Linked DNA regions of Homo sapiens: region 2 is linked to region 1. Evidence: chromatin loops called from intact Hi-C (ENCODE). Cell type or tissue: testis. All regions are shown on one strand. Links, peaks and the distances in the headings refer to the core of each region. The heading gives the core; the rest is flanking DNA.

Region 1 (8,354 bases), core at 300-8,299:
TTAATAGAGTTATTGAGTGGTTATTACTTAGAACAATGCATCTCAAAATGTGTCTTGTGCACCTCTTGGGGTCCTTAATACACATTCAGGGAATCTTCAGTTTTAGTAGTGTTTTCATTATAATATGACACAGTATATATTTTTTCAATGCATTGATAGTTTCGATAATAGTTAAAAAGCACTAGTAAGTGAAATTGATGGTGTCTCAGTCCAAATAAAAGCAAGGACACAAAATATTCCTAGTAGTGATTACATTTTTTCTACCATGCACACAAATTAGAATGTCAGTTTTACTTAAGAATGCTCTTGATAAAATGAATGAATGTTCTTAAACTTATTAAAGTTACTAAGTCTCCACTATCAAGTGTATGTATTTTTAAATAGGAAGTAGACATAAAGTGCTTCTGCTGTATATGTAAGTATAATTTATTCAACAAAAAGCTCTTGTGCAATTGTGTGAGTTTCGAGCTAAATGAGCTGCACTTTTATCTAATGAATCATTATGTTTATTTGAAAAAGTGACTATTAAAAATGTATTCATTTGCAAAAAATTAGCCGGGCATGGTGGTGTGTGCCTATAATCCCAGCTACTCGGGAGGCTGAGGCAGGAGAATCGCTTGAACCTTGGAGGCAGAAGTTGCAGTGAGCCAAGATCGCGCCATTGCACTTCAACTTGGACAATAAGAGCGAAACTGTCTCAAAAAAAAAAAAAAAAAAGAAAAAGAAAAAAGAAAAAAAGTATTGTTTTGAATTGAATATTTGATAAGAATATTCTGGAAAATAAAGCTTGTCATTTCAAGGAAAAAATAATTTTACAGTATTTGTTGTCTGTGATAAAATTGGATTCAAGTGAAAATTAAAATTTTGAAAACATATATCTAACATCTTAAGCTTCATAGCTTTCTCATACTTAGTTTTCTGATGAGATTGTGATATCAACAGAGATTTTTCTAATATTATATAATATTATAAAATATGCAAGTCTTTCATAACTCAGTGAATAGTATTTTCAAAATAATTTATGATTAATGCTACAAATCATACATTAAATAAGTCATTCCAAATGAAGGTTAACCAATGGATTGTAGGCAGCTGGATTTTTAAGAAGTCACTGTGTTTTTTAGTCTACATTGTAACAAGCCTTTAAGAAGCTAGCAATTGCACAATGTTTCAGTAGAGCACCAAGGAAAAATACAGGTTTTTACCTTAAAGTGACAATTCAAATACTTCTATTTCTAATTACATATCTGTCTTATTGTTTTGCCATCTAAATTTTTATCCTGTAGCATAAAGCATTTAAAATGTCTTTTCTGTATGTTCTGGCCCCATCCCTAGAATGAGTTCTTTCTGAAGAGAAAGATTTTGTCTTATTTAATCTTTTTGTCTTATTTTATTATTGCTACATCTTCAGAAATAATAAAAATGTCAACACAAAATTGGTGCTTATAAAATATATTTTGAGTGGATGAATGAACAAACAAAGGCATAAGCAGAAATCTTAATTGTTACTGCCAAGTGGAAGTGAAATTGGATTCCCCACATGCTCTCCATGGACACTGAAGGTGGAAGAGAGCTTGTTATCAACCAGCTTGAATGAAACTCCCAATGTCCCACTTGGCTTTCTCTGACACACTGTGCGTGTGTGTGTGTGTGTGTGTGTGTGTGTGTGTCCAGTCTTTCCAGGCCTTGACAGTCTTCTGAGAGGAGAGGCAATTTCGTGGACTTTTGTTTTTCATTGCTGTTTCTGGGTTCCTGCTTTCCCTAGTATTGTGTCCGGAATTGGTGGGTTCTGGGTCTCACTGACTTCAAGAATGAAGCCGTGGACCCTAACGGTGAGTATTACAGCCCTTAAGGTGGCGCGTCTGGAGTTTGCTCCTCCTGATGTTTGGATGTGTTCGGAATTTCTTCCTTCTCGTGGGTTCGCGGTCTCCCCGGCTCAGGAATGAAACTGCAGACCTTAGCGGTGTTACGGCTCATAAAGGCAGTGTGGACCCAAAAAGTGAGCATTAGCGGGATTTATTGCAAAGAGCGAAAGAACAAAGGTTCCACAGTGTGGAAGGGGACCCCAGCGGGTTGCCACTGCTGCCTGGCGCAGCCTGCTTTTATTCTTATCTGGCCCCACCCACATCCTGCTGATTGGTAGAGCCCAGTGGTCTGTTTTGACAGGGCGCTGATTGGTCCCTTTACAATCCCTGAGCTAGACACAAAGGTTCTCCACGTCCCCACTAGATTAGCTAGATACAGAGTGTCCACACAAAGGTTCTCCAAGGCCCCACCAGAGTAGCTAGATACAGAGTGTGGATTGGTGCATTCACAAACCCTGAGCTAGACACAGGGTGCTGATTTGCTGATTGGTGTGTTTACAAACCTTGAGCTAGATACAGAGTGCCAAGTGGTGTATTTACAATCCCTGAGCTAGACATAAAGGTTCTCCACCTCCCCACCAGACTCAGGAGCCCAGCTGGCTTCACCCAGTGGATCCCACACCAGGGCTGCAGATGGAGCTGCCTACCAGTCCCACGCCGTGCGCCCGCACTCCTCAGCCCTTGGGTGGTCGACGGGACTGGGCGCCATGGAGCAGAGGGTGGTGTTCGTCGAGGAGGCTAGGGCCGCACAGGAGCCCACGGAGGGGGTGGAAGGCTCAGGCATGGCGGGCTGCAGGTCCCGAGCCCTGCCCGACGGGAAGGCAGCTAAGGCCCGGCGAGAAATCGAGCGCAGCGCCGGTGGGCTGGCACTGCTGGGGGACCCAGTACAGCCTCCGCAGCCGCTGGCCCGGGTGCTAAGCCCCTCATTGCCCGGGGTCGGCAGGGCCGGCCGGCTGCTCTGAGTGCGGGGCCCGCCAAGCCCACGCCCACCCGGAACTCCAGCTGGCTCGCAAGCGCCGCGCGCAGCTCCGGTTCCCGCTCGCGCCTCTCCCTCCACACCTCCCTGCAAGCTGAGGGAGCCGGCTCCGGCCTTGGCCAGCCCAGAAAGGGGCTCCCACAGTGCAGCGGTGGGCTGAAGGGCTCTTCAAGTGCCGCCAAAGTGGGAGCCCAGGCAGAGGAGGCGCCGAGAGCGAGCGAGCGCTGTGAGGACTGCCAGCACCCTGTCACCTCTGAGTATCATGGCCAGGATATATGAGGTAAAATGAAAACCCATGGAATTCACTATTTTGTTATTTTTCAGGTCCTGAGGTCCCTAGCTGGTCTACCTTCTTTCCACATTCCAGTGTCGTCTTATGTTTATGTATAATTTCCAGTGCTTTTAGCTTCACTTAACAATAAAAAAATATGGAAAAGTATGCCTAATGCATCTTTCCAAAGGTGAAAGTTTACTTTCTTATCTACTAAGTAGAATATTTGAAACATATAAAATATTGTAACAATTATGCAATTTGCAATTTTTAATATGATGAACACTTGTGAATTCCCTGCTCAATCCGAGAAGCAGAAAGTGATCTGTGAGTGTATGAAATAAACCTACGCTCATTCGCTGCCCCCAGGTTTAAACTAAATTTCCTACTTACCAGTATCTTTCATATTTTAATAGGTTTATCTTGTTTTACATATTTATTTTACCTATTCTAAAATGATGTCCTGTTTATCTACAAGCATGGATTTTTTATGGTAAGGTGATGGTGTTCTGCAAATTGCTTATAAAAGTACTTACATTTTGGTTTATTTAATTAAAAAACAATTTAAACTTTAAAAGCTCTTCTTGCAAAACATATATCCTAAGAAAATAATATTCTTGACAAAATATTCGAAGCTTTTTTTAAAATCTAACTTTGCCTCATTTGACATTTTTATATGTTCAACATTTCTATGTGACACATACATAAACTAGAAAATAATTAGGATGTGCTAGTTTGTGTCTACTTCTCATTTTTTTTTTGAGTAAGGCATATTTATCCAGACACAGTGATAGCTTGCTTGGTATTATTCACATGTGCATTCACAGACCCATAAATTGTATCCTGAAAGGGGTCATGACACTGAACTTATTCCAAATGTCACTTCTCATTTCAGCATCTCAAACTGTGTGATAAATGAAACAGTTTGGATTTCCCACCTGTCACACTTTTAAAAATCAAAGTTGAAGAGCACATTCTAGTTAATGAGTCCAAATTTTAAGCAAAGAAAATCAAAAGATTCACAGATGGTATTGTTGCTGCTGCTTCTCTATATATCTGTTAAGTTCTTTCTTCCTTTAAATAAAAATCTACACTTGCAGGCTATTCAGAACAGAAACATGCTTCTGAAGCTAAGACACAAAGTTGGATTTTTCAGCATTATTAAAACTGAAAATCCTAGAAACTTTAATTGGGTTTTGATTTAATTATAGCATAATATCCATAAATACTTCAATAACACACATCATAGAGCTACAATTTATCAGGCTTTAAAGGTTAGCTATGACTAATATTTTGAATTTTGATTATAAATTAAATACACTTAGTGGATCTTATTTTCTCATTTTAAACAGAAATATAAATTGGAGTAGGTCTCCATAACAACAGTACAGATATATTAATGAGTAAAAATGTCAGGTAATTTTTCCCTTTGAAAACTTGCTCAAAAAATTCCACAAATTATATTTTTGCAAGCAAAGTTACTACTTTTTTATTATTAAAGAAAGTGTTTATTTGTTCAGATAATGGCTTTTAACCCTTGCTGTACATCAGAATCATTTGGAGAGTTTTAAAAAATATTGATATCAGGATACCCTGGTTTCTCCCCCTACGAACGATCCTTTTAAGAAATATATAGGCATGTGTATGTGTATATATATATTTATCCAGGCACAGTGATAACTATATATATGAAATACTGTGTCTGTGAATTTCTAAGTATTTTGCAATTCTTAACTTAGGTCATCTTCATCATAAGCCTATGAGGTAGGCAATATTAGGATCTTGTTTTATAGTTGAGAAAAATGAGGCTCAGAGGGGTCAGTTATCAAAGAATGTGCAGCTAATTATGGGAAGAACTAGGATATAAACCCAGGCAATCTGGCTCTAGATCATTCTTTACAATTAAGCTATGTTGCCTCAATTTCTACAACTCCCCAAAGTTATTGGAGATGACATTAAAGTTAAAAACAAGAAATTCATTTTTAATATTTTAAATAATAAGATAAGTTCTCAATTTTAATTTCTTTGAGAGTCATATTTTGTTTCTCTCTCTTTATCTTTCTGCATCAGTTTTCTACTTCTGGCTAACAACAAATGACCAATTACCTTTCTGATCAATACTTGCTATTCTATATCTTTACCTTCATTAACATCTACTAAAAATACCTTTCTCGTATAATATTTCCTGTATCATTTCAGTCATTACTAAGTGTCCTTTCATAATTCTTGCATCTTTAAAATTACGTATATTGCTTGTTCCCCTTTATGTGAATTTGTGTGAATTATTGGATGCCAACTTGGCTGTTTAGTTAAGAGTGTTTCAAGGCCAATGTATTAGTCCGTTCTCATACTGCTGTGAAGAAATACCCGAGACTGGGTAATTTATAAAGAAAAGGAGGTTTAACAGACTCACAGTTCCACATGGCTGGTGAGACCTCACAATCATGGTGGAAGGTGAAGGAGAAGCAAAGGCACATCTTACATGATGGCAGGCAAGAGGAGTGCCAAGCAAAAGGGGGGAAAGCCCCTCATAAAACCATCAGATCTCATGAGAACACACTCACTATCATGAGAACAGCAGCATGGGGGTAACTGCCTCCATGATTCAATTTCCTCCCATTGGGTCCCTCCCAGGACATGTTGGGATTATAGAACCTATCATTCAAGATGAGATTTGGGTGGAGACACAACCAAACCACATCAGCCAGGCACTGAGTGGAGAGACGCAGGGGACAGGCATGCTCCACAATCACATCGAATGATAGCTGCATTGTGGTAACAGAAAGAAAACAGAAGTGGCATTCATTTCCCCTGCCTGAGGATTATCATGATTTTTCCCTTTCTCCAGTCAGAGGAAAGACATCTTCTCTATAATCTGGCTACAGAGTGGCTTCAGGACAAAAAGAGTATACAATCACAACATGTGCCTTGAGAACCATGTCTATGTAAAGGTGGTTCTTATTAGTCACTAATAAACAGGCTATGTTGGTTTACATCCACACTTTATCTTAACCAATGAATTGAAAGTACTCAATGTTTAGACAAAATCTCATAAGATTGTAACCAATTTGTTATTTTATGTCTGATTCCTTTATAAATTTAAAATGTGGTGAATATATATACAAAGGATAAATGAGATTCAGCTCAAAAGATATTTCTCAAAGTACATCTTCCAAATAATATTTATTTCAGTGAAGTGCATCTGGGAGACAATTATTTTTTGAAACAAATCCTGTTTGAATTAATAAATGGGTATATGAATAATTCAATGAACAATATATAGCTCAAAAATTGTTTTGTTCTTACCCATCAGCACTTGTCAGTGAAATCATATCTACAGAAGAATGGGAACTGTAGAATTATATCTACAAAAGAATACTACAAAGATTTAATATTATTTCTGCATTAAATAACCTCATGTTTTTTTTCTTATTGCTGCTACAAGTTATCACAAATTTAGTAGCTTACATAACACAAATGTATTATCAGAAATAATAAATTCAGAGATCAGAAGTGTAAAATGAGTCTTAGACCACTAAAATCAAGTTATTGGCAAGGCTGATTGCTTCTGGAGGCTACATGGGAGAATCAATTCCTTACCTCTTCCAGGTGCTAGAAGCATCAGGCATTCCTTGGCTCCTGACCACATCACACAAATCTTCTCTCTCCTCCCTCCCGCGTATAAGTCCCTTGTGATTACATTGGGCTCACCTAGATAATACAGCCTCCCTACCTCCTTAATTTATTTGGACCTGCTAGGCCTCTTTAGCATATAAGCTAACACAAACCCAGGTTTCAGAAATTAGGAAGTAGATACCTCTGAGGAGCCATTATTCAGTCTACTCCTATCACCCCCGAAAATAACCTGAAATAAATCTGTTTCCAATGTGCTGAATAGCTATGAAGAAGCACAAGAAATACTATTCCAGGTTAAATCAAGGAATAACATTCAGGAATCCAGGGTTCCCTAACCTAACTGGGCCTTCACATGTTTATGATAGGCTACACACCTGACCTAAATACCACTGTCGATTTCAGTTTGCCCCTAACAATATTGTACAAGCTGCTGGACGAAGAAAAGCACTGAAGTAATACTTAACTGGAAAACAATCAGACAAAGGCAGCTGTCATGAGAAGTGGATATTTAAAAATAAATTAGTAAGGAATGCAAGGGGAAAAGTCTCCTTTGACCATATTTTGATGTAAAGTGGAATTATGTTCCAATCTTTCAAGGACATAAAAATATTTTTTGCTAATGTATTACCTAGGAATTATTTGGGTCCGTATAACAGAAACCTGATAAAGTCTTAAGTGGGAGTCTTATTTTCCTTACTTAAAAACAATCTGGAAGTGGAAAGGTTACTGCTAGCTTGAAAGCTCATTCTTTCTCTCTCTCTCTCTCTGCTCTGCTACACAATTTGATTGTTACTAGATGGCTGTACTATCCTCAGGCATCAGATCCTTATTTCAGATATCAGGCAGGAAGAAAGGAACAAGAACATATATATTATTTGTTTGCCACACTTGTCACTTATTATCAGGAAAGTAAATTTTTTTCCTGAGGCCGTACTCACAACATGTGTGCTTACATTGCATTTGCAAGACTTGGCCACATGGCTACACCAAGATATCATAGAGCCTAGGAATGATCTGAGCATACTATTTTCCAAAAATCAAAAGATTAGATTTTGACCCTGCGACTATCAATATCTGTTAGAGTTTGTTTTCTTATATTGCAGTTTCACATATTATTCATAATTAAGGGTATGATTCTCACAAAGAAAGTTTAGTGGGCAGCATTTTAAAATCACCTGCAGCACACCAGCATGGCACATGTATACATATGTAACAAACCTGCACGTTGTGCACATGTATCCTAGAACTTAAAGTATAATAAAAAAATAAATAAAATAAAATCACCTGCAAAACTTAATCAAAATACACATGGCCCCCAGCTTCTCCATTATGACAATGATATTATAAGGTATGTTATAGCCATAAGGCATATACATAGATATTTTGAAGAGGAATCCCTTACTTCCTCTTTCCCATGCCTCAGGATTTGAGAACCATTAGACTAATCATGTAATTAATAATAAACTATCATGTTCAGTACAATAAAAGTATGTGTCTGTAATCTGTATATAATGACTATGCATGAGAAAACTAAGGGCAGATGTTTCTTACTCTATTTTTATATTTTTTATTTCACTGAAAGCTAAACATAAGAAGCATCTAAACA
Region 2 (8,354 bases), core at 256-8,255, 58 kb after region 1:
AGCAGGAGTAAATAAATATTCTAGGAACGTTTCTACTTTTCTGATAAAAGAAACAGACTTGACTATTACTGCCCCTTTCTCCATCTTAAGCATTGATTTAATGTCTGGAGTTTGACAATTATTTTATAACTAGGAAGGAAAAAAATACATTGAGCAGAATCAGGAAGATTCTGTCTCTGACATCATTAAGGGGCTTACCCAAGGTCAGTGACGCTCTGCTTCCAGACTTGTTCCAAATAGTATTCCTGAATGATAAAAGCATTAGCTAGGATTCTTTATAAACAGAGATAAAATGGACAAACCTTGAAGACAAATGTGATTGTATTTTGGCAACTTTTGTTATGAATCTTTGTTGAAATAAATGGTATCTGTAGTATAGCATAAACTCAGTCTTCTCTAATATAGAGTAGACAGTATTGGCAAAAGCAGGTTCAGTTGTCTGACATGATATGTTTAAGTTCCAAGGATGTCACTTCTAGCCATGTGACCTTGGGTAAAATTTAGGTAGCCGCAGATACCTCAAGCTCCTCTGTGATTGCCATTAATAGTTGTACCTACCTCATAATCATGGGCCAGATTAAATGACTAGTGCACATAAAACTTGCAGCACAGTGTCTGGTATTTTTTATTTGTAGTATATTATTAGTTAGAGATATTGATTATCTTATAGGCTATATAAGAGTAAGTAAATTAATAATAATGAGAATTTCCTTAAATTAAATTATACTGCCTTTTGAAGTCAAAATTTACATGATTATTTAGGCATTTATTAAGTGTTTACTAAGTATCTGGAACTCTACTAGTTGCTAGAAACACAGAGATAATTAGAACATAATTCTTTCAGGAAATCTGAAGTAGCAAGGAAGATGAAGATTAAAAACAAAAGCATGGTAAATCCAAGAATGTACTTACAAACATGGTTTGGAAGGAGTAAAAAGAGAAGTATATTTAACTCATATATATACACACACACACACACACACACACACACACACACACATTATACATATACACATATGTATACATTATACATATACACCAGGGAAGTCCCATCAGATATTTGCAATGAGTATTAATGAAAATTTAGGATAGAGGACAAGGAAGAATATGACATTTTCAGCAGAGGAAAAGCACTTATAGAGTCCAAGAGTTGCACAGCACAGCAACATGTTTTGGAAAATAAAACCTTTAATGCATGGCTGTGACAGAGGCTTATCAGGTGAAGTAACAAAGATGAAATAGAATATATCCCTGGAGTCAGATTATGAAAGTTCTCATATAGCTCTCAAAGGTTAGATTTCAAATCAGTATAAAGAGTGGTTTTCAAATTATATTTCATAGAATCTATCTATTCCCCAAAGCCTCTAAGGGCTGCTAGATTGTGTGAGAAGAAGGAAAAACAGGTATAGTTTTAGGGATCATTCCTCAATTTAACCCATTGCTATGGCTTTAAAACAAAATACATAACACAGATTCATAACTAGGTATTCATACAGAATTATTTTTGAAAAGGGGAAAATGCTTTCAAAAAAGTAAAGGATTGATTATCAAATAATATGGTCATCTTTTTATATTTTTCACACAAATTTTTTTTTCTGGCAAGGATGCAGGGATGTTCCTGTGAGACATATTAATAATCAACCTGAGAAATGAGATAATGTGGACCCAAAATAAGGCTCTAGAGAAATGGGAATGGAGAACAGCTGGCAGTTGTGATACATATGAGAGATAGTACAGACAGTTTGGGAGACTTCATACAAAGGTCTTCAACATTTTTTCACTTATGCCTTCCACAAGCAATGTTGAAATACTTTTATCTGTCTTTCTATGTTATTACATTGATTCGTATATTTTTATGTTTAATTCATAAAAAAAGATAGAATAGCATTTTTAAAGGACATTCAAAAAAACTGTTCATTACTGTAAAATGTATACAGTAGAATCTAAATTCCATAGCAAATTGATTCCAACAATTACTCACTTTAAATGCATTAAATACTGTTCTTTAACAGTTGTAAATTTTATCTCACTATTTTTACTTATTGAGTCTACTCTAATAAAAATATAACGCACTTGAAAATTTATATTGACCACTACATTATAGTCCTTTCCAATTTGAAAATTCCAGTTTCAAATTGCTGCATATAGTCCTTTGGGGTTTATTGTCTTATTTCATAAATTAAATTTGAGCAAGGAAGAATTCTTATTGATAAAATTGATTTAATAAGCATGAATATAGCCTGTGGTGAAAGGTAGGTGCACATAACACAAAATGTAAAAATTAATATTTTAAAATTATCTTCATCTTTTTGTGAACCTAAGATTCTTAGCATTAAATTTTACAGAATAAAATAGTACTTTGTCAAGGGTAAGTGACAATATTGTCTACGCATGTAAGTACCTACCTATTTGTCAGTATTTATACCAGTGCAAAAAAATAGCATTTGAATATTTAGGAAGTCAATTTGTTTCTAAACTTGTTTAAACTGCATATTGTTTTGTTATGAATAAATATTAGCATATGTTGATTCTGGTATGGCAAAACTGTGCACTTTTAGAGTTTAAAAGTTTTAAACTAGCATTTTAACATTTCTATAACTTTTAGGCCATTTGAATCTAAATTAGATTTTTCTTTCATTAAAATGAGGGAATATATATTGAATATGTTTTAACTACTTAACATTTGTTTAGTATAATTTTGGTTAAATTCATATAGGACAAAATGACAGCCATGCAATCATCAAAATAATGTAAGTAATATGCTGTTGTAAATAAAAGTAATACATTTTAGATTTGAGTAAATTTTCTTCTGTTTTGTTCTAAGAAGAGTTGCTTCTACTCAAGTTTTAGGGAGAAAGATTGACTAATTCATCCCCTGCTATAACCCTTTAATAGCAAATGATCATAGAGGATCAGATGAAAGAAGTAGCTTCACGGAACAACCACTGGAGTGGGACAAGAGTAAAAGAGAACATTCAAAAGCCATTGCAAGCTGAAAGTCTCCAGTGGATTGGCTCCTGGGAAATTCACCGCCTTGGGGCAGAAGGAAGAATAGGAAAATTTACTATTTGATAGCTTTTCTTCCTAGTGTAAGCAGGAAGCTGTTTAAAGCTAAATAACCATGGAGACAGAGGAGTGTAATTTATAAGAGTAAAATTGTAATTAGCTACAGAAACTTGAAAACTAACTTCTGTGTACTTTTGAATTGGTTGTGTTTTTTATTGTCATCTCCCTTAAAAATTTCACATAAATGATGGAATGTAATTGAAGAATGCTATTTGAACAGAATAAATGAAATTCTCAATAGCTGCATATAGTCCTTGGGGTTTGTTGTCTTATTTCATAAATTAAATTTGAGCAAGGAAGAATTCTTATTGATAAAATTGATTTACTAAGCATGAATACAGCCTGTGGTGAAAGGTAGGTGCACTTAACACAAAATGTAAAACTAGTGATGCAGGAAAAAATGTTTTAATATATACTGAAAATTGAGAACACATTCAAAATACAATAGTATTTGTTTGGAATTTATATGCGGTTTTGAGCTACAGGTGCAAACATCATGGAATAACAATTGAAAACATTGGCATAGAATGTGGATTCTGTATAAATATTTTATATACTCATTCACAAATGTTCAATTTCTGCATTCAGTTCTAAAATCATTTCAATCTAAAATGACTTATTTTAAAGATATTTTAGCAAAACAATATTTGCATGTATAATTTATACATTTGATTTTATGTTCTTGATGTTATACCTGTATTTCCAACAAGAAATATATTAAATATATTTATTCAGTTACTCTTTTCCTAATGAACACCAGTTCACAGTTGTGTGTGTGTGGGTGTGTCTTTAAATACAGATGTTTCATATGTTCTATATTTGTGGGTTTTTTACTTCTGTCATGTCCTCAGGTACATACAATGTGATATTTGGATTCCAGAAACTGTTATCACTCTTAATTCTTGTACTTAAACTGCACCAGAATGGAGATTATCCACTTTTCATTTCCTTCTCCTGAAAACACCTATATCAATAGCCTTCGACAGGGGGCATTTTTGCCCTCCAGAGAACATTTGGCAATATCTGGAGACATTTTTGTTTTCTCAAATGATCTGGGGTATGCTGCCAGCATCTAGTAGGTAGATTCCAGGGATGCTGGTAAACCTCACAGTACCCAGGACAGGCCCACAACAAGAATGATCTGGCCCCAAGTGTCAATAGTCTCAACGCTGAGAAATTCTGAACCAGAAAATAGGAAACATGGTGGTAAGATTAGAAGATGCTATTTGAAAAATGAATTGAGTATATAATGTGGTTTCTGTCACAGCCGGCTTGTCTAATGGATAGTCATCCTCGTTTCTTCTCTGCTAATTGAATCCAATATTCAGTCACTTGCAAATTGCTTAGCCTAGTGAATAAATTATAACTCGTCTAAACTAATTAGAGCAGGCCATTCTTCTTTGCTAATTATTGGCTTAAAAGAGGACCTAAAATTTTTATTTTAAGAAAGTCCTCTAGAAATTTCCAGGAATATTGGAATCTTGATTCTATCAAAGGAGATAAATTTACAAAGTGAAAATCCTTTTTCTCTTTGTCTTTTTTTTAATTCTATTCCTGTCCTGGATTTGATTACACGAGGACACTATAGCTGAGGCTACAGCAGTTATCTTATTAACCATGAGGTGGCAAGTCTATACGCCAAATCCAACACTAAGATTTTAGACTAGAAAGATCCTGGATTCCTAATGTTGACTTCTGTAGCCAACTCTGAGATTATGTTTGCACAGAATATGATTAATAGCTAATTATATGAAGTTGTAGCTGGATGATTGATATCAAACTAACCCTTCTATTTATAATAAATGCGAAGAGGGAAAGAACAAAGCTTCCACAGCATGGAAGGTGAACCCGGCGGGTTGCCACTGCTGGCTCCAGTGGCCAGCGTTTATTCCCTTATTTGGCCCCACCCACGTCCTGCTGATTGGTCCATTTTACTGAGCGCTGATTGGTCCATTTTACAGAGTGCTGATTGGTCTGTTTTTACTGAGTGCTGATTGGTGCGTTTAGAAATCTTTAGCAAGACACAGAGCGCTGATTGGTGCATTTTTACAGAGTGTCGATTGTTGCATTTACAAACCTTTAGCTAGACACTGAGCACTGACTGGTGCGTTTTTACAGAGTGCTGATTTGTGTGTTTACAAACCTTTAGATAGAAAAGTTCTCCATGTCCTCACTCGACCCAAGAAGTCCAGCTGGCTTCACCTCTCAAAATTATCAGGCATGTTATAACAATAATATACTAAAAGCTGAAGTCCTAGAAAAAAATTAACAGACAATAGATAAATCTGCAGTAATCCAGATATTAGCATTAGTACAAATAAGTTGTTGTTTTTGTTGTTGTTGTTTGGAGACGGAGTCTCACTCTGTCACCAGGCTGGAGTGCAGTGGCGCGATTTCAGCTCACTGCAACCTCTGACTCCCTGGTTCAAGCAATTCTCCTGCCTCAGCCTCACGAGTAGCTGGCATTACAGGCACGTGCCACCACGCCCAGCTAATGTTTGTATTTTTAGTAGAGAGGGAGTTTCACCGTGTTGGCCAGGCTGGTCTAGATCATCTGACCTCATGATCTGCCCACCTCGGCCTCCCAAAGTGCTGGGATTACAAGCGTGAGTCACCGGGCCTGGCCACAAATAAGTTTTAATATATCTATTACTAACATGTGAAAAAGATAAAACAACTTATTAGAGGACTGTAACCTATAATAAACAAACATATAAAAAAATGAGAACTTAAAAGTACAATAACTCAAATAATTTAATATATGCATTAAAGGCATTTGTATATGTCCAGAAAGTGGTTTAGTATTCCAAAAGATAAAAATTTAATACGTGTAAAACAATACAATTTGTAGTGCATAGAAAAAAGGGTTAATAAATCCAAAGAAAATACATGAAATGCAATACAAGTTATGAAAAAATTATTACTGTACATTCAATTGGAATATTACTACAGAAGTTAAAAAGAATGAAGCAAAAGCAATATTTGAAGAGATACGGTCTAAGGATTTCCAAAAGTGTAGATGATATCAAGCCACAAATTCAAGACCTGCTTTAAACACTGAAAATGATTTTTAAAAAATTAAAAGTCCTGGAAACCATCATTCTCAGCAAACTATCGCAAGGACAAAAAAACCAAACACCACATGTTCTCACTCATAGGCGGGATTTCAACAGTGAGAACACATGGACACAGAAGGGGAACACCACACACCGGGGCCTTTTGTGGGGTGGGGGGAGGGGGGAGGGATAGCATTAGGAGATATACCTAATGTTAAATGACGAGTTAATGGTTGCAGCACACCATCATGGCACATGCATACATATGTAACTAACCTGCACGTTGTGCACATGTACCCTAAAACTTAAAGTATAATAAAAAAAAATTAAAAGTCCTAGAAACATTATAATAAAACTGTTTAACTATAAAGGAAAAGGGGCATCAGGGTAATGTTCAAAGCAGCACCAAATTAAGAAAAGATATGTTCCTTTAAAAGGAATAGCAATAAGTCTGACAGTTGATTTATCATCACAAACAATGTAAGACAAATGACTTTGGGATCACATCTAAAAAGTGTAGGAAAAAGACTGTCAATCTAGATAGAATTTAATACACAGTAAAAATATCTTTTTAAAATGAAGAGTAAATATATAGTTTTGGACAAAAATAACTCTAATATATCCAAGAAGATAATAAAACCTTTTCTAAATTTGTGTCTACTTACTACAGCAGAATTAGAATGTATAAAACAAAACAAGCATAATTAAATAGAAAAAAGTTGCATTCATAACTGAAGCTGAATATCTTAAAACATGACTTTCCATAACAAAAAAATCGTATAATAAATGAGGAGATATACAAGAGATTTGAACTATACAACTAACAACATTTATGCAACTGGTTTAAATGGAACATTGTACTCAACAATCACAGAATATATTATTCTTTCAAATCTCAAAAAGATCACATAAAAAACTCTTACAAATAAAAAATTAGTAAAGACAACCAATACGAAGTGGGAAAATACTTAAAGAAATACTTCGAGAAGTACTAAAATGTCAATTACTATATGAACATATACTCAACTTTTTATTAATAAAGTCCAAATCCACAATGAAATTCCATTATGCATTTTCTAGAATAGCTAAAGTTAAAAACACAGATATTAGAAGAAAATGATTGGCATTGTGAAGTAACTATAACATAAACCTGTATGAAGGTAAAATTGGTTCAGATAAACTAAACCAAACCAAACCAAACCCAAACAAATAAAAAACACTGCCAAAAACTCTTTAGCATTACCTTCTAATGCTGAATGTACACAAAACCTAAGATTCAGTGATTCCATCCATGGGTCTATATTTAACGTAAGTATACCCACATAAACAACAACATGTATACAAATATGTAAACATTATTAGCAATAGCCTCAAACTGAGAATAACCCAACGTACTTTTAAAATTTGATATATTGATTCTGGTTTTGTCTTCCATGACCGCCACTTTCTGAACTCCTTTCCCTATTCCTTGTGTTGCTGATCATGAGGGTTTATTTTTACTATCAAATTATTCAGATGAGTTAATGTGACTCTAGAAAAACCAGAAGCCTCTATGGTATACCATAAATGCTGATAATAAGTAGCATCAAAAGTAGAATGGAAAAATACACTGTACTATTTTCATAGAATGGCATATTATACAACAGTTAAATGAACAAATCGCTGCTTCATAGAGGAACATAGATGGAGCTTATAGACATTATATTTGAATGAAAGAAGCTAGAGACAAAAAAAATTAAAAAAATTCATTTTATTTATAAACATTCAAAACAGACAAAACAAATAGAAAATTTTAATTGTATGTTAATAATAGAATTCAGAATAGGGGTTATCTTTCTAGATAGGGGTTACAGAATAGGGGTTACATTGGGATGGGTACCTGAAGGAAGCTTCAAAAATTTGGGTACCCGTCTATATTTTGATGTGGTTACACAAACATATTCATTTTGTAAAAATATATCAAGCTGTAGGCTCGAGATTTGTGCATTTTACTTATAAACATATTATTCTTCAATTTAATGATTACCATCAACATATTTATAAATTTTCTGTAACTTGTATTCATAACTTTCCAGCATATAGATGTTGAATAGCATATTAGGAGCAATGCTACTGTGTGCAATGTTAAATTCTAGAAGTCAAATTGTCATGGAAGTAACATATTTATGACTTTATTTTAGACAGCTAAATCGTTAGTTTGTAGAATGGATTGCATGGTGCAATTTTTCTGGC

Evidence for each region. A loop is a pair of places that touch in the nucleus more often than their neighbours do. Peaks named below come from ENCODE experiments on the same cell type or tissue, not always from the same donor. Only the 100,000 strongest peaks of a DNase experiment are listed, where the experiment ranks them.
Region 2: it touches region 1 in a loop (15-fold over the local background); 2 of 110 quality-filtered maps call a loop at or near these places.

The regions. Positions count from the first base shown.
Region 1 is chr3:166,255,935-166,264,288 of GRCh38, forward strand. No RefSeq gene overlaps it. Among named protein-coding and RNA genes, the nearest start is that of BCHE, 420 kb to the left of the region's middle. In testis, for the core only: no CTCF peak of the experiment used is centred there; a DNase peak (open chromatin) is centred at 2,127; H3K4me3 peaks cover 383 bases.
Region 2 is chr3:166,313,822-166,322,175 of GRCh38, forward strand. No RefSeq gene overlaps it. Among named protein-coding and RNA genes, the nearest start is that of BCHE, 480 kb to the left of the region's middle. In testis, for the core only: no CTCF peak of the experiment used is centred there; a DNase peak (open chromatin) is centred at 5,010.